Regions from separate parts of the Homo sapiens genome. Here region 1 is linked to region 2. Evidence: chromatin loops called from intact Hi-C (ENCODE). Cell type or tissue: heart left ventricle. All regions are shown on one strand. Each heading gives the region's core, and the rest is flanking DNA. Links, peaks and the distances in the headings are about the cores only. Region 1 has its middle 16 kb from the start of PAFAH1B2. Region 2 overlaps PCSK7 (proprotein convertase subtilisin/kexin type 7).

Region 1 (8,967 bases), core at 296-8,295, 94 kb before region 2:
GAACCCAAGAGGTGGAGGTTGCAGTGAGCCGAGATGGCAGCACTGCACTGCAGCCTGGTGACACAGTGAGACTCCATCTCAAATAATAATAATAATAATGAGGATGATAATAAATAAAAATAATAAAACCAGAACATTTTATACCTGAAAAGGTTCTGGATCATGTTTTGCAATCCCTTTACGTTGCAGATGAGAAAACAGCCTCAGAGAGATGAAACTACCAGTCTGAAGGCTGCAGATATTAAAGGACTTCTCTGAGCTCACACAAAAAAGAGCAGAGTTGGAATCTGAAGTTATATCAGCTAACTTTCTCTTTATGAATTCAGCACTCTTACCTTTATACTGTTTCCTTCCAGAAGGAAGTGGGAAAAAAATGCCTAGAAACCAGATGATCAAAGCAGCAACAAGGAATCCTCTCCTTTTTTTGACTATGACAGGCTAAAGATCTGGGAGTCAAGGCAAAAAAAAGAAGGGGCAACAAGGCCTTAGTCAGCTGAGGTGGCCAAAACAAAATACAACAGACGGGGGGACTTAAACAACAGGAATTTATTTCTCACAGTTCTGGAAGCTGGGATGTCCAAGGTCATGGTTCTGGCCAATTCAGTTACCTGGTGAGGGCCTTCTTGCTGACTTGCAGATGGCCCTCAACAGGCATCTTGCTGTATCTTCACATGGCAGAGAAAAAGAGCTCTTGTTTCTCCTCTTCTTCTTATAAGGACACTAATCACATCATAAAGGCCCCACTCTCAAGACCTCATCTAAACCTAAGTACCTCTCCAAGAAAAGCCCCATCTCCTTATACCATTACATTGAGGGTTAAGGCTTCAATATATGAATTTTGGGTGGCATGGGATGTCACAAATATTTAGACCATAAGACAATCTCAGGTACAAGCAGGAAAAGGCACCACATACAAGAGGGCAAGTTGAAAAAGGAAAGAATGAGGATGAAATAAAAATGAATTGGCTGGGCGCAGTGGCTTATGCCTGTAATCCCAGCACTTTGGGAGGCCACGGCAGGTGGATCACCTGAGGTCAGGAGTTCGAGAGCAGCCTGGCCAAAATGGCAAAACCCCGTCTCCACTAAAAATATAAAAATTGGCTGGGCATGGTGGTGGGCACCTATAATCCCAGCTACTGGGGAGGCTGAGGCAGGAGAATTGTTGAACCCAGGAGGTAGAGGTTGCAATGAGCAGAGATCATGCCATTGCTCTCCAGCCTGGGCAGCAGAGTGAGACTCCGTCTTAAAAAAAAAAAAAAGAAAAGAAATAAAAATGAATTGTTCTCAGTCGTCTTTCACATTTCCTGCTGAGATCTGGGAGATGAGGAGGGAAGAGAGGGAAGGTAGCAGCTAGCTTTAGAGTATAAGCATTATAGCTGGTTCCTGAAGCTGACAGCAGTGGAGTAATGGAAAGAGACCTGAACATTGAGTGAGTTAATGGTGATTCAAGGCTCAGCTCCGCAACCAAGTGGTTGGTGACCTTGGACAGCTTGAATGATCTCATCTGCAAGGTGAAGATAATAATAACCTAACTAATAAAGTTGTTATAAAAACTAAATGAGACAATACTTACAAAAGTACTTTTTAAATTATAAAGGGTTACTTAGGTTTGTTTTGCTTCACGGTAGGATAGTTCTGGGGCTACACTAATGTTACAGATATAAAAGAAGTGGAAAACATGGCCTCGGATCTCAAGTGTCTTATGATCCTATAGGATAAATAAAGTTTACAAACATGAAAAACCTTTAAGATAGCACATGGCTGCACAGGGTTGGATCAGAGCTCTCATCTTGTCTGTTGAAGATGACTCAGGTATGGCTAGGTGTGTCTGGCTAGCTGGTGGGATGGGTCTAAGGAAGTTTATTGGCAGGAAGGCTGGGCACTTCATTTGAGAGTCTTCCTTCTAGAGAAATAAGGAGCCAAGCATGATAGCCTTTTTCAAGAGCCAGTGCCTTGGTCATCAGAATGAGGTGTGGTCATTGTTACTCAAACGCAACTCTAGTTCGACCCCTTAGCTGAAAATCCAGGGCACGTGGAAAAGACAAGTCTCGTCTAGACATTGAAAGAGCTGTTTCTTGGATCAGGTGCTGTGGCTCACGCCTGTAATCCCAGCACTTTGGGAGGCCAAGGCAGGCGGATCTCTTGATATCAGTAGTTCAAGACCAGCCTGGCCAACACGGTGAAACATCATCTCTACTAAAAATACAAAAATTAGCTGGGCATGGTGGCATGCGCCTGTAGTCCCAGCTACTTGGGACGCTGAGGCACGAGAATCACTTGAACCCGGGAGGTGGAGGTTGCAGTGAGCAGAGATCACGCCACTGCACTCCAGCCTGGGCAACAGATTGAGACGCTGTCTCAAAACAAAAACAGAAAGAGCTGTTTCTCTGTCTCTGTAACACACTAGGGCTCAAATAACATGTTTTGGGACCTCTCTCTGAGTGTATATCCAAAAGAGCAAGGGAAATTATTTTATGCTACAGCCCAGGTACTCCTTTAATACCCAGAAGGCTCTCAATGGAGCAGTTGAAAAGACTCAGAGTGCCCACAAGAGGGAACAGAGTCATGGCAGTGCCAGCCTACAGAGTTGTCAGTATCCAGCAAGGACAACAGCACAATAACCGAATACAGCAGTGTGCATTGTCCCCATCAGAGCTGTGACAATCCCCAGCAGAAACTGCCACGCCAGCTAGTATGGTGGGAGGCGGTGTTAACAGCTCAGAGCATCCACAGCTCTTGATAGAGCACTGTGGATATTTTGGGACTGAAGGATGTTGGATATCCCATGGACTTGATAGGAACATTGAGGAAGGAGGCTCCTATTAGAAGATGGACCCTAAAAAGCCAGCAAATATTCATGTAAGACAGAGTTATTTCAGATAACAAAAATATCAGCAGACTGAAATCACTGACGTCACAGAGGAAGTGGTAACTGGACCATGGAGTTGATTTCTTGTTGCTTTCTGTGATGGTTAATTTTATGTGTCACCTTGATTGGGCTAAGGGATGTCCAGATAGCTGGTAAAATGTGACTTCTGGGTGTGTCTGTGAGGGTGTTTACAGATGAGATTAGCAATGGAATCAGTAGACCGAACAAAGAAAATCCATCTTCACCAATGTGGGCAGGCATCATCCAACCGGTCGAGGGGGCAAATAGAACCAAAAAAGCAGAGGAAGGGCAAATTTGCTCTCTCTGCTTGAGCAAGGACATTCATCTTCTCCTGCCCTCAGACATCAATGCTCCTGGTTCTCAGACCTTCAGGCCTAGAGTGGAGCTACATCATTGTCTTTCCTAGGCCTCCAACTTGCAGATAGCAGATGGTCGATTTCTCAGCCTTCATAATCTTATGAGCCAATGCCTCACAATAAAATTCTTTCTATATATCTACATATATCCTATTGGTTCTGTTTTTCTGGAGAACCCTAATACGTTTGCCATGTGTGTCTGAATGTCGAAAGGTGCTTCTTATTCCACAGATCTCAGAGAACATTCAACTATGAATTCTGTAATACCCAGAAGTGCCAATGGAGCTTGAAAAGAGTCTTTTTAACACCAGCGTGCCAGGCTACGAGCTGGGCAGCAATTCTTCCTGGCAAGTAGTTCTTGCAATTTGCCTATACCCAGAGCAGATGCTGCTTCTGCTTTTCCCAAAGAAAGCTTTCTCTATATTCTGCCTTTCCCCAGAGACACAGTGGAGACAGAATCCTTAACTCTTCCCCTGGTGAACAGGCTGTTCAGAGTCTCCTATGCCACACAGGAAAAGTCAGAAACGGGTGGTAGCTGGGGATGCAAGAGAACTAGTTTATCCATAGCCTTTTCTCACTGAAGATTACCTGCAAAGATGGTTTCCAAAGTTGCTTAGGGAATCTGCAGCAGTAAATCTCAAGTGGTCTGGTGGTTGCCATTGGCAACACTCTAGCTTCCCTGAAAACAAGGGACAGGTGTGCTTTTTGCCTCTTTAATATATTGGGGATGAAGGTAGGGGGTAGGGAGAAAGACTGACTGTTCCTTATTCTGAATTCATTTTAAAGATGACTACTCAATGAACTGTAAACGGAATGTCCCTTAATATTTCCTAAGGTGTAAAGCATTTCACGCTCCTGTTTTGAGAGAGAAACATCATCAGCAATCTAGCTAAGTGATAAATAAATCAAATGAAATTTAACGAAGGCAAAAGTTGCCAGGTCTATAAGCTTGCTCCATGAATGTAAGCAAAGAGAGTTGGTATAAATCAGTTCTTAATTTTTTTTTTTTTTTTTTTTTTTGAGACGGAGTCTCGCTCTGTAGCCAGGCTGGAGTGCAGTGGCATGATCTCGGCTCACTGCAACCTCCGCCTCCTGGGTTTAAGCGATTCTCCTGCCTCAGCCTCTAGAGTAGATGGGATTACAGGCATGCGCTGCCACGCTCAGCTAATTTTTGTATTTTTAACAGAGACAGGGTTTCACCTTCTTGTCCAGGATGGTCTCGATCTCCTGACCTTGTGATCCGCCTACCTTGGCCTCCCAAGGTGCTGAGATTACAGGCATGAGCCACCGTGCCTGGCCCAGTTCTTAATCTTTAGTGGCCATAGTCATCATCTGGAGACATTGCCTGAGGCATTCTAATTCAATACGCCTGAGTTGAGGCATGGGCAACAGCAGCCTTATTTACTCTTCTTTCCACTACTATCAAGAGTCTGCAAGCAACTTATTCAACCTCACCTTTAGAGCCTATGTCACCCTGACTGAAATGATTGAAAGAAAGCTTGGAAATTCATAAAAAGAAGGAGCCTGAAGATGTGACTGTCCCCTGGAATGCCAGTCCTTTCACTGATAAACTCCTTTCCTATTCCCAACGTGTCATTCCCATCCACCACTTCTAAGATTGGGGGAAGATTTGACTATAGCTAGAGCAAGAGTGAAAAAGCAGCATCGGCCAGGTGTGGTGGCTCACACCCCCAGTACTTTGGGAGGCTGAGGTGGGTGGATCACCTGAGTCAGGAGTTCAAGACCAGCCTGGCCAACATGGCGAAACCCCATCTCTACCAAAAATACAAAAATTAGCCAGGCATGGCAGCGGGTGCCTGCAATCCCAGCTGCTTGGGAGGCTGAGGCAGGAGAATCACTTGAACCTGGGAGGCAGAGGTTGCAGTGAGCCAAGATAGTACCAATACACTCCAGCCTGGGTAACAAGAGTGAAACTCCGTCTTAAAAAAAAAAAAAAAGCAGTTATTGGCAGGATGTTAGTGCATTCTATCTGTTGCTATGATTTAGCTACACTCTGGGCTAGAGACTCTAGAAACAGTGAAGAAGGAAAAATCAGAGTCCCACCTGGGCTTCAAGTACCAACCCTCCTCTACACCTATAAAGGTGAATGGCAGGCTTCTGAGTGCTGTAGATACTGCCTTAATGCCCTTCAAATCATAAAGGCTTTGATCTAATTATAAGGCCAATTCTTTTTTTTTTTTTTTTTTTGAGATGGAGTCTCGCTCCGTCACCCAGGCTGGAGTGCAGCGGCACGATATCAACTCACTGCAACCTCCGCCTCATGGGTTGGAGCGATTCTTCTGCCTCAGCCTCCTGAGTAGCTGGGACTACAGGCATGCACCACCATGCCCGGCTAATTTTTGTATTTTTAGTAGAGACAGAGTTTCACCATATTGGCCATGCTGGTCTCGAACTCCTGACCTCGTGATCCGCCTGCCTCGGCCTCCCAGTGTGCTGGGATTACAGGTGTGAGTCATGGTGCCCAGCGGCCAATTCTTGTTTTATTGGCACATAACAATTGCACATATTTATGGGATACATCTGACATTTTGATACATGCATACAATATGTAATAATCAAATCAGGGTAATTCGGGTATCCATCACCACAAATACTTATCATTTCTTTGTGTTGGGAATATTCCAAATCTTCCAGCTATTTTGAAATATGCAATAAGTTATTGTTTACTATAGTCACCCTACTTTGCTATCAAACACTAGAACTTATTCTAACTGTATTTTACTGTATTTTTGTATCCATTAACCAACATCTCTTTTTTTTCTTATTCTTTTTATTATTATTTTTCAGAGACAAGGTCCTGCTCTTTCGCCCAAACTGGAGTGTGGTGGCAAGATTATTTGTAACCTCGAACTCCTGGGCTCAAGCAACTCTCCTGCTTCAGCCTCTCCATTAGTTGCGATGACAAGCCTGCACCACTATGCCTGGATAATTTTTATTTGTTTGTTTTTTTGTAGAGATAGGGTCTTTCTATGTTGCCCAGGATGGTCTCAAACTCTTGGCCTTAAGAGATCCTCCTGGCTGGGCGTGGTGGCTCATGCCTGTAATCCCAGCACTTTGGGGGGCCGAGGCAGGTGGATCACGAGGTCAGGAGATCGAGACCACCCTGGCTAACATGGTGAAACTCTCTCTCTACTAAAAATACAAAAAATTAGCCGGGCGTGGTGGCAGGCACCTGTAGTCCCAGCTACTCGGGAGGCTGAGGCAGGAGAATCACTTGAACCCGGGAGGTGGAGGTTGCAGTGAGCCTAGATCGTGGCACTGCGCTCCAGCCTGGGTGACAAAGCTGAAACTCTGTCTCAAAAAAAAAAGAAAAAGAAAAAGAAAAAAAAGAAATGCCAATGTGAGCAAATCTCTTCTGAAAGAAGACGGCTAGGCAGGGCATAATGGCTCAGGCCTGCAATCCCAGCACTTTAAGAGGCTGAGGTGAGTAGACCACTTGAGGTCAGGAGTTCGAGACCAGCCTGGCCAACACAGTGAAATGCTGTCTCTATTAAAAATACCAAAATCAGCCAGGCGTAGTGGCACACACCTGTAATCCCAGCTACTCGGATGCTGAGGCAGGAGAATCGCTTGAGACTGGGAGGCAGAGGTTGCAGTGAGCTGAGATCACACCACTACACTCCAGCCTGAGTGACAGAGCATGACTCTGTCTCAAAAAAAAAAAAAAAAAAAAAAAGCCGGGCGCAGTGGCTCACACCTGTTATCCTAGCACTTTGGGAGGCCGAGGCGGGTGGATCACCTGAGGTCAGGAGTTGGAGACCAGCCTGGCCAACATAGTGAAACCCCGTCTCTACTAAAAATACAAAAATTAGCTGGGTGTGGTGGCAGGCGCCTGTAACCCCAGCTATTCAGGAGGCTGAAGCAGGAGAATTGCTTGAACCCGGGAGGGAGAGGTTGCGGGGAGCTGAGATGGCGTCATTGTCCTCCAGCCTGGGCGACAAAAGCAAAATTCTGTCTCAAAAAAAAAAAAATTAACCTTGACTTTACTCATCCATTAAACATTTACCAAGAAATATTTGTTGTGCCAGGCATTCCCTGGCACTGAGGCTACGAAGAGGTATAAGACGCTTGCCATAGAATAATTCATATTTAGTCAGGGAAAGAGACTTGTAATTAATTCAAAGAGAGAGATGGACATTATAATAGAAACACCAGTGGACTCTTGGAATTCAGAAATCAGGATTTTTATCTTGAGAAAGACCCTGAAAAGGCTTATTAAATGGATTTGTATGATTTTTTTTTTTTTGAGACGGAGTCTCGCACTGTCACCTGGGCTGGAGTGCAGTGGCGCAATCTTGGCTCCCTGCAATCTCTGCCTCCAGGGTTCAAGCGATTCTCCTGCCTCAGCCTCCTGAGTGGCTGGGATTACAGGCACCCGCCACCATGCCCAGCTAATTTTTTTTTTTTTTTTTAGTAGAGACGGGGGTTTCACTATGTTGGCCAGGCTGGTCTCGAACTCCTGACCTTGTGATCCACCCGCCTCAGCCTCCCAAAGTGCTGGGATTACAGGCATGAGCCACCGCACCCAGACAGGATTTGTTTGTTTAATGAGGCACAAATTTGAATGAAACTATCTTCAAGGTTGTTGTACAACAAAAGCAAAGCACTTAACCAGTAAGAGAGACCCAGATAACTACAACGGTTGTATGTTTTGTTTTTGTTTTTATTTTTGAGACAGAGTCTTGCTCTGTTGCCCAGGCTGGAGTACAGTGGGGTGATCTCGGCTCACTGCAACCTCGCCTCCCAGGTTCTAGAGATTCTGCTGCCTTAGCCTCCTGAGTAGCTGGGATTATAGGTGCGTGCCACCACACCTGGCTAATTTTTCGTATTTTTAGTAGAGATGGGGTCTCACCAAGTTGGCCAGGCTGGTCTCAAACTCTGTCAAAGTGCTGGGATTACAGGAACGAGCCACCATGCCCAGGAAAAGGGTGTATATTTTGGCCTGGCATGGAATTAATTCTTTACTCTTTCTGAAGCACACTTTTACACTTATTACATATCTGAAGTGATGACTTAAAATATTCAGGCACGTTTCATTGGAAAATTACGTGGTATAGTGGGGTTCTCAAAAATGAGAAGTTCTCAAAGATCTCAAGAAAATTTTCTTGGCTGGACGTGGTGGCTCACGCCTGTAATCCCAGCACTTTGGGAGGCCGAGGGGGGTGGATCACATGAGGTCAGGAGTTCGAGACCAGCCTGGCCAACATGGTGAAAACCCATCTCTTCTAAAAATACAAAAATCAGTCAGGCGCGGTGGCACGCGCCTATAATCCCCGCTACTCAGGAGGCTGAGGCAGGAGAATCGCTTGAACCCAGGAGGCGGAGGTTGCGGTGAGCCAAGATCGCACCACTGCACTCCAGCCTGTGTAACAAGAGTAAAATTCTGTCCCAAAAAAAAAAGAAAAAGAAAATGTACAGATGCACACATCCACACAAACACAGAAAGGGTCTGGGTGGATATTTACCAACGTGTTATGGAACAACATAACATCTGGGTGCTTTTTTGTTTTCATTTTCATTCATCTGCTTTTCCAGTTTACCTTCAGTTAATTTGTATTGTTTATCTAATAAGAAAACCCACAAGGAATGTAACTAAACCATTCAAAAGCAAAGCAACCCCCAATAAAGACAAGTCCAGAGTATGGCCAGGATGTGGGTAGCCGGCATAGCGTGGAGAAAGGTCTAGAGTTAAGGAGGTAA
Region 2 (8,967 bases), core at 452-8,451:
CCCCCAAGGAGCTGGGGGTAGGGAAAACGCTGGTAAATGTGCAGACAGGGCATCCTCTGCACAAGCATCCTGATCCAGCTGCACTCTCCTCTAGGGAGGGCGTCCGCCTCTTCGCTCAACATAAAACCAGGTCGCTGGCTTAGAGGATACAACCCCTTCAGACAATCCTGGTTCATGCTGGCCACCATGGAGGCGGAGGCAGAGGATGGGTCACTAAAGCCTAGGAGACTTCTACAAACCCTCTGTCCATCCCCAGCAGACCACATCTGACTCTCTCTATTAGGTAAGCCAGAGAATCAAAGGAAGAAATGCCTAACTCCTTTACTTCATCCAGACACCCGAGGACTGACCAGAGTTCTCTGGCAAGATCTTAGCATGGAAGTCACAGGAGCTTCTCTGAGCTCTCACCCCGGTCTCGCCTGACCTCCCCAAGCCCCAGTCCCATGCCTCCCACCCGCCCTCCTCCTCAGTTGCTCTGCTGCTCCTTTTCACTACTAGGAACCCAGGAGAAAGGTCTTGTTTAAGCAGCTGGGGGAGCCAACTCAGAAGCAGTAACATGTCCTAAAATGGTCAAAGAAAACTCCACAGGTTTGGCTGGAGCTCAGCTCCGAAAGGGGGTAGAATCTGGCAGGGAGGACGAGTTTAACTTCCTTGTCACCCGGCCCCAAACCTCAGGCCTAAGATTAACCCCCTTTGTGCTGATTACTTACCATTCCACAGGACCTCCAGGGAACGGGGGGACTGCGGAATCGCCTTGTTTTCTTTTAACACGGGACTGACGTAGGATGCTAAGTAAGGGACAGATGTCCAGATCTATGAAAGGAAAGGAGGGGATGGCAAATCAACAAACAAGAATGATCACACCCACATTCTCACAAACACACACGCCCTTGTCAATACGATCTTGAAGGTTTAGCTGTCTTTATTTTTCCACTCCTCATCATCTTCCTTCAGCCCTCAGCTCCTGCTTGCTCGCTGGAATGCTCCGTACAGCCCCCAGCTAAGGAACCAGAGGAAACAGCTGTGTCCAGGGTGGAGGAGGGGAACCAGAGCATCCTGAGTCCCACACATACTCAGGTCCCATTTACTCTATTAGTAGTTTGGAAACTTCAGTGATAGCATTGAGCCTGCTTTCTCATTTGTAAAATGGATATCAGCTGGGATGAAGGTTGAAGTTGTTAAATCAATGAACTGAATGAACATTTACTAGGCACCTATGATATCCCAGGCAGTTTGGGGCATTCAGCTCCGACCCTTGGTCACTCCACACAGGGCACCCTGCCCTGCCAACACCTGTTCACCTTGGCTGCATTCACGAGCCTCCAGGCGTTGAGGAGGCCGAAACCGTGCTGGTGGCTATGGCTGAAGCCTGCCTCGTTGGTGACCCACTCTGCACGGCGATCCTCATACTGAAAGGACAGAGGTCCTGGTTAGTCTCTTGCATTGCCAGTGTAGTCTCAACAATCTGACTCTGGTTTCCCTGCTTGCCCTGCTGGCTGATCCAGTCCACGCTCTCCCACTATGGCTACTGGGAATGGATTCCCCAAGGCAAGCTGGGACAAAAGGTCAAAGCCCATGATGTCACCACCCCACTGGCTTGCTTCTAGAGAAGGGGCCAGGAGGCACAGCCAGAGCTCCCCTTTGCAGATAAAATGAGTTTAGGCCTGTGGTCTTTGTGGGGTCCCCACACCTGTTCTTTACATATGCAACTCTGAAAGGGACTCTGAAAGAGACTTAGTATCTAACATTTGGGACATTGAGAATCTAAGGCCACCTGATACCCGAACTCTGGAGCAGGCTGGGCCAGGCCACTTGTCTACCTGCTGGTATCTCACCCGGGTGGCTGTGAAGACAATGATGTGCTGGACGTCACGCCACGTGAGGCAGGGCCGCACCTGCAGCATTAAGGCTATCATGCCAGCTGCCAGAGGCGCTGCAGCTGAGGTCCCTGTGTGGCCCTCAGTGCAGCCAGTGCCCTTCTGAAGGTCCCAGTCAGTGGTCACCTGGAAGTGAAACAGGAAAAGGAAGTAGGTTAGAGACTGAGTTCAAGCTGGGGACAGTGGTGTGCACCTATAGTCCCGGCTACCTGGGAGGCCCAGGCAGGAGGATTGCTTGAGCACAGGAGTTATGACTGTGCCACTGCACTCCAGCCTAGGTGGCTGAGTGAGAACCCATCTTTAAAAAATAAAAAAAGAATATTTTTTAAAAAAGAAGCTAGAGACTGAGTTCAAAGTTGTTATGGGGGAAAGGTACAGGGCTGGTCCTCAGAACAGGTCTCACAGGTGGACCCTTCCTTTGTTAGAGCTGAATCTTTGACCAGAGAAGGACCCAATAGCAGGGCAGGGCAAAGGAAACCCTAACCCTCCTGGCCTCCTAACAGAATATCTGGAGAACAGAGACAAAGATAATAAAAGTTACTTTTGAGGGTGTGGTTGTTGGCAAAAGGAGGCAGAGATAGGAAAGGGCTCCCATCCAGTGCAGATAAGGGTTTCCCAACTCTTTTCTTTTTTCTTATTTTTCCTTGTCGCCTAGGCTGGAGTGCAGTGGTAAGATCATAGCTCACCACAGCCTCGAACTCCTGGGTTCCAGCGATCCTCCTGCTTCAGCTTCCCATGTAGCTGGGACTACAGGCGTGTACCACTGCACCACACTAATATTCTTATTTTTTGTAGAGACAGCATCTCACTATGTTGCCCAGGCTGGTCTCGAACTCTTGGCCTCAAGCAATCTTCCTGCCTTGGCCTCCCAAAGTGTCGGGATTAACAGGCATGAGCCACCATGGGGGGGCCTCCCGATTTTTGCTCCTAATATTCTTGCTCCCATTCCTAAATTCTCTATCCCAACTCCCAACTCCAAACCCTTCAACCCCCACAACCAAGCTAGACAGAGGAAGTGGCCAGGGGAGCTACTGGGCCCAGCTGGAGCTGGGACAACACTGACGGCACTATTCAAGGAAATCCAATTTGGCAGCTCCGCGACAGGGGCTGGAATGATGTCGGCGTGAACACAGGGAGTGTGTTCCAGCAAGAGAGGACTGTGTCCTTGCCCACCCCCGAGCCCTGCATGGACTCAGTGTCTATAAGGCCCGCCTGCCCGGCTCTACAGCTCTCAACAGGACAAGCTGCCTCACTGCTCTGGGCCAGATGCCATGAAACCCCTTCTCTCTGTGTGGTTCTGAGGTGGGGAGCGAGAATGGGGCAAGGGGAGGCAGTGACTGCCTGGCATCGAGCTCTTTTGGGGCTGTCATCACCCCTGGAGACTCAGAGGGTTTAGCTGAGGCGGGCCCTGCCTAAATCTGCTCCACTCTATGGCACTTGGATCGTTGGCCCATGGTGTCAGTGCTAACACCGGAGAATTTCTTTCTTCCAAACTTCTCTTCTGGGTCAGATACCAGGGTGGCGACTTCTGCCAAGAGCTGCCCTTTCTCCACTGTACTCACTGCTTCCCTCCCAGCTGTTAGAGCAGCTGCCAAGAGATGTAATTTTCACCCAGCCATGGCGCACTCCCAGAAAAAAAAGGGAAAAGCACTCTCCAAGTGGTTGTCTCAATGAGAGTGGGAGCCTGGTTTATGCAAGGGAGCGGGTTGATTTTTTTTCCTGTTAAGGAAACAGCCTTGCAGTGATAGTCTGAAGTGTGGCTGTGAAGCCCACGAACTTGTCTATGGTGGCAGGAGCCACAGGCAGGCATTGAAAAGTCCAGAGAAGCTTTGCTTCCCCAGGGAGCCAAATGGTGGGAAGCATATGCCCCCAGCCTCTGCCCTCAGAAAGACAGCTCTACCCAGCTGCCCTGGTCATTGACTAGAAACTGGCAACAAGAAGTTTCCATAGCAAGGACATTCCAAAGATGGGAACTCTGCTAAACACACTCTCTCTTCATTTCTGGGCAAATTACAGTTCAGATGGAAGAGGGTGGTGAGGGTGAGAAGCTGAGGTGAGTTAAAATGAGAAAGGCCAGGTACAGCAGAGCAAGAGTGACAATTATGTTGTAGAACCTTCTTAGGTCCCTGGCCTGGGCAGGGCGAGCTGGGTTCCCTAGAGTTCTGCTAGAGGGTGGAGTTTGGTATGTTCCTGTTCTTCCTCCTAACCCAGCCTGGCCTGCAGTGGGTGCCCTCTGTGCACACAGCCCAGCCTCTCTTCCCTCTCTACTTTAGTCCACTCCCTTTTCTCTTCTCCCTGGGGCTGGGAGGAGGGGGTAGTAGGGGTCAACTGGCACAGAGCCTTGGAACATTGTGTTGACCAGAAGTCATTTATTGGCATAACAAAATTTTAGTTTTGGAAAATAAATTTGACCCAGCAGGAAGACAAAGCAGCCTAATTCCCAATGGCCCCAGAGAGATCTCCCGACTCAGCCACTGGAGAAATTTGATACCACCTGGCTCCAGCCCAGCTCCTGCCTAGAGCCTCCTATGCCCACACTATATGGTTGCGGGCAACAGGGACAGGCAGGGAGCTCTAGGAAGATGGTCTAGAGGCCTGCCTTAAACCTGCTGGGATGGCGCTAAGCCCAGCTGGGTGTAGGCGATCGTCTTCAAATTCTTTAAATGGGTTCCACAGGTTAGAGAAGCTCCATGACCCTGCTCGAATTTCATTTGCTATGGCTCCAATTATAGCTCCAGAGAAAGAGCTCTCTCTGGTGTTGACATGAGACATTCCCCCACTCCTCTTCCCACTCATCCCATAAAAACGACAACCAGACTAGCTTTCCTCCTGAAGATGCACATGACCAGAACTCACAGTATTTACCTAAGAGCTGAAGGGCAATGGAATTAGGAGTTTTTTTTAAGTCCACAGAAATTAGCAAAAGCCCAAATTTTACCAAAGGAAGACACTGCAAAGAAGTTGTTTGTGCATTTCCTTGAGTGTGAAAAAGTTGTTTAATCCATGTGACACTTAGTTTCTTTTTTTTTTTTGAGAAGGAGTCTTGTTCTGTCACCCAGGCTGGAGTACAGTGGTGCAATCTTGGCTCACTGTAACCTCCGCCTCCTTGTTTCAAGCGATTCTCCTGCCTCAGCCTCCCAAGTAGCTGGGATTACAGATGCCCGCCACCACACCAGGCTAATTTTTGTATTTTTAGTAGAGACAGGGTTTCACCATGTTGGCCAGGCTGGTCTTGAACTCCTGACCTCAAGTGATCCATCCGCCTTGGCCTCCCAAAGTGCTGGGATTACAGGAGTGAGCCACCATGTTTGGCCCCATGTGACACTTAGTTTCTAAAAATATGTATATTCGTCCTAAATCCAAATTTCTAAGATAAAAGCATTCCCAAGATGTATTCAGAGTCCCCGAGTCTACTACTCCAAGGGTGGCATGCCTTAAGACATCCAGCTCTGTGGGGGAAGAGGAGCCTGAGTGTTGGGGCGGGGAAGCAGGGAACAGTGAGAAGCGCTGTGATGTCTGAGACGTGAAGTCTTGTGGGAAAGGGGCAGGCCGTGGAGGGCCCGGGAGGCACTCACAATGCTCCGAAGCATCTTGTCCCCACCACTGAAGGTGACTGCCAGCATGGAGGCACATTCTTCTGCATAGAAAGGCATGCGTCCCTCCTCATCCACAGCTCCTAGGGACAGAGGAGGGAGATTAGAGCTGAGATGCAGAGGGGGTCCTGTGGCAGGGGCTTGCTAATGTCAGTTATCTTGGAGTTACCATCCTGGGGGGCTGTCCTGAGTTTGAAACATGATCTGAGCGGCCCACGTCCCTCAGAGCAGTCCTGATCCTCTTCTGAACAGGCAGTCTCAAGTGGCAGAGGGCATTCTGTGCCGCAATACCATTCTTTCAGTAGGCTCTGGGGTACAACTGGCAGCCTTCTACCTTCATACCCACTTATTCATTCACATGCTTACTGTTTTCAACATTCATTACCCATCTACTGTGGGTCACACCCGTGCCAGGCATCAGGGCCATATGGAAAAGGCCGCAGTCCTAGTCTCGAGGAGCCTAGAGTCAGGTAGAAGTCAGGTAAGTAAATAAACACATGCTAACTGGGAGCACAGGCAAAGGGCACTTAATTTAGGCCTGTGGGGAGTCAGGGGAGGCTTCCAGCAGGCAGAAGGTGGCCCACAGAAAGACAGGCCAGAGCAGAGGCCTAACCAGCTGTGGTGGGGTGGAGGCAGCTCGGTGATCTCCAGATGATGGCTTGAAGGTGTTCCCAGGGTATGCTGACATCTAAGAAGTCCCAAGGTCCTCTGCAAGCAGGGCTAGTCCTATCTGAGCCCAAAGAGATTATTGTGCTCACACATTTAGACACACACAGAAGCTAGGACAAGACGTGTGATGCCCTAACCCTTCGGTGACACACACACAGGAGCACAGAAACATTGGGTGACTACCTATGGTGACGGTGTAGATGGAGTTGGCGTAGCCATCGTAGTTGCAGTTGTCGTTGTGTTGGCCTCCGTTGCCACTGGCTACCACAAAGATGCTCCCAAAGCCCTGGCGACCAGCAATCACCCCATGTTGTAAGGCAGCCTGAGGAGCCAAAACATCAGGGTGTCAGTTGAGGAACCCACAGAAAGACCTCCGCCTACCACATCAGTCACCCTCTCCACCCCTTCTAGAAACAAAGGGAAAAAAGTTCAAAGGGCACTGGGCATGGGGGAAAGATTGGAAGATGGACCCCGCATGTGAGGGAGCTGTGAGTTGACCCAGGATGTGGGGCAGCTGTGAGTTGAATGATGACTGATGGACACCCTCTGCTTATCAGAGGACAGGGTGGGGCCAGGCATGGGAGCTGAGGATAAGATGAAAGGGAAACAATCTCAAAGCACTGTTCCATTTCCCTCTCTAGGAACAAACGTCCCCTAGGCTTCCTGCCCCGACGTTAGGTGTTCTCTTCCTGAAAGGAGACTGAGCGTGGAGGTGGAGTGGGAAGATGGGTCAACTTGCAGCAGTTCTCCCGGGACTGTATGAAGAGGGCATCCCGTTTCTCAGAGTCTTTGTGCAGGCCAGTTACCTTTCCAAGCTGATGGGGGCCATCCACTGTCTTCCCATCGTCATCTGGTCCCCAGCTGTTGAGAAATAAATACCTAGAGGGGACAGCCAGAGCCAGGCTGCGGCTACCCACCCAGCGCCTCCCAGTCTCAGCTGGCTGCCCTTTGACCTGCAGCTCTTAACTCCTCCCAAGGGTTCCACTTAAAGGCTTCCGTGATTAAAAGGCACAGGGTTCAAAGGTCCATCCCCTCTCCAAAGTGGAAAACAGAAGTGTGCTAAGGCTCTTCTTTTCCTTGTGAATGTCCCCATAGCCCATAGTGGCAGAGAGGGACAGAGGTCACTCATCTCCTGATCTAGGGATCAGAGACATGTAGACCTTTTTTTTTTTTTTTTTTTCTCCTGAAACGGCGTCTTCCTCTGTTGCCCAGGCTGAAGTGCAATGGCGCGATTTTGGCTCACTGCCACCTCCACCTCCCAGGTTCAAGCGATTCTCCTGCCTCAGCCTCTGGAGTAGCTGGGATTACAGGTGCCCACCACCAAGCCTGGCTAATTTTTGTATTTTTAGTAGAGATGGGGTTTCACCATGTTGGTCAGGCAGGTCTTGAACTCCTGACCTCAAGCAATCCACATGCCTCAGCCTCCCAAAGTGCTGGGATTACAGGCGTGAGCCACCGCACCTGGCCCAACTCGTAGGGTAGAAGGCAGAGCGCCCATGAACTTCTGTGGAAGCTCTTGGTTCTCAGGTTGAGGAGTTCTCTATTCTGTCTCTATCGGGAAGTGTACCCTGTGGATGATGTCATGGATTTAAGGGAGGTATGTCGGGGGAGGAACAGGTGCCATCAATGCCATGTGGGCCCCCAACCCCATTTCCTTCTTGTCCAGTCCAGCACAGCCATGCCCTGAAGGTGCAGTGCATTGGCGTGGGGTGGGGGATTGGTGTTGGGCATTCAGCTGGCCTGTGGATGGAGAAGAAAGCCCGCTTTCTTGCAGAGGCCTTAGGAGTTTAGAAAACAAATAAATGTGCACAGGCCAGGGCTTCTCATGTGGCAATCTGATTACGGGGGTGACGGGGGCTTAAGGTTGAGTGCCCAGTGGCTGGGAATCTAGAGAAATGAAGGCAATGGACTTATTAGCTGAACCCAATGAGGAGACCCCTGCTCCGGCCTAAGTCAGCCCACTGGTTGGGATTTTGTTGGCGGATTTGTCCCAGGTGCTCCAGGCTCTTGCCCTCTCATCTGCAGCTCTGCCTCACCTGCAGCTGTAGATGTCATTGATCTGATAGTGCTTGTTGAACGCCACTGCCTCCATGCTGTCTGTGAGAGGTCCATCCAGTACCCGGATACCTAGGCAATGAAGGCCACAGCAGCTCCTCACTAATGCTGGTCTCCTAGCCGGGGAACTGGGAGGTGGGGAGCCATATGTGGGAGACTTATTTTTCCCTACATGCTCTTTGTACATTTTGCTTTTTTTTTTTTTTGAGATAAAGTCTTACTTGTCACCCAGACTGGAGTGCAGTGGCATGATCTCGGCTCACTGCAGCCTCCACCTCCTGGGTTCAAGCGATTGTCTTGCCTCAGCCTCGAAGTAGCTGGGACTACAGGCGCATGCCACCACACCCGGCTAATTTTTGTATTTTTAGTAGAGATGGGGTTTCACCATATTGGTCAGGCTGGTCTCGAACTCCTGACCTCAAGTGATCTGCCTGCCTTGGCCTCCCAAAGTGCTGGGATTACAGGTGTGATCCCCATAGCCCCCACGCCCAGCCCATTTTGCATTTTTACACCATGTATACGTATTACTTGTCCCCCCACCAAAAAAATATATATATAGAGAGAGACAAAGTCTGGCTCTGTCGCCCAGGCTGCAGTGCTGTGGCACTTTCAGAGAAGGGACTTGGACAGGGTTTCTGGCTCCTCCGGTCTCATTTATGGAGAGCTACTGCCCTCTGCTGGAGTATAAGAGGAATAGTCTGTTCAGTCTGTAGGTTCCCAAGCACATAAGGAGTTATGGTGAGGGCTTCCCCATTCATTCCCTTCACCTTTTG

Evidence for each region. Peaks named below come from ENCODE experiments on the same cell type or tissue, not always from the same donor. Only the 100,000 strongest peaks of a DNase experiment are listed, where the experiment ranks them.
Region 1: it touches region 2 in a loop (3-fold over the local background); 4 of 110 quality-filtered maps call a loop at or near these places.

What each region holds. Positions count from the first base shown.
Region 1 is chr11:117,123,818-117,132,784 of GRCh38, forward strand. It overlaps the pseudogene LOC101060089. Among named protein-coding and RNA genes, the nearest start is that of PAFAH1B2, 16 kb to the right of the region's middle. In heart left ventricle, for the core only: no CTCF peak of the experiment used is centred there; no DNase peak of the experiment used is centred there.
Region 2 is chr11:117,217,756-117,226,722 of GRCh38, forward strand. PCSK7 (proprotein convertase subtilisin/kexin type 7) reads right to left here. Exons shown (of 17, transcript NM_004716.4): 6 at 8,176-8,266; 7 at 6,946-7,000; 8 at 6,323-6,461; 9 at 5,453-5,553; 10 at 1,836-2,003; 11 at 1,302-1,409; 12 at 711-813. Among named protein-coding and RNA genes, the nearest start is that of PCSK7, 9.8 kb to the right of the region's middle. RefSeq lists enhancers at 1-952, 1,407-1,907. In heart left ventricle, for the core only: a CTCF peak has its summit at 4,630; DNase peaks (open chromatin) are centred at 665, 2,996, 4,090, 4,360 and 2 weaker places; H3K4me3 peaks cover 722 bases; H3K27ac peaks cover 5,404 bases.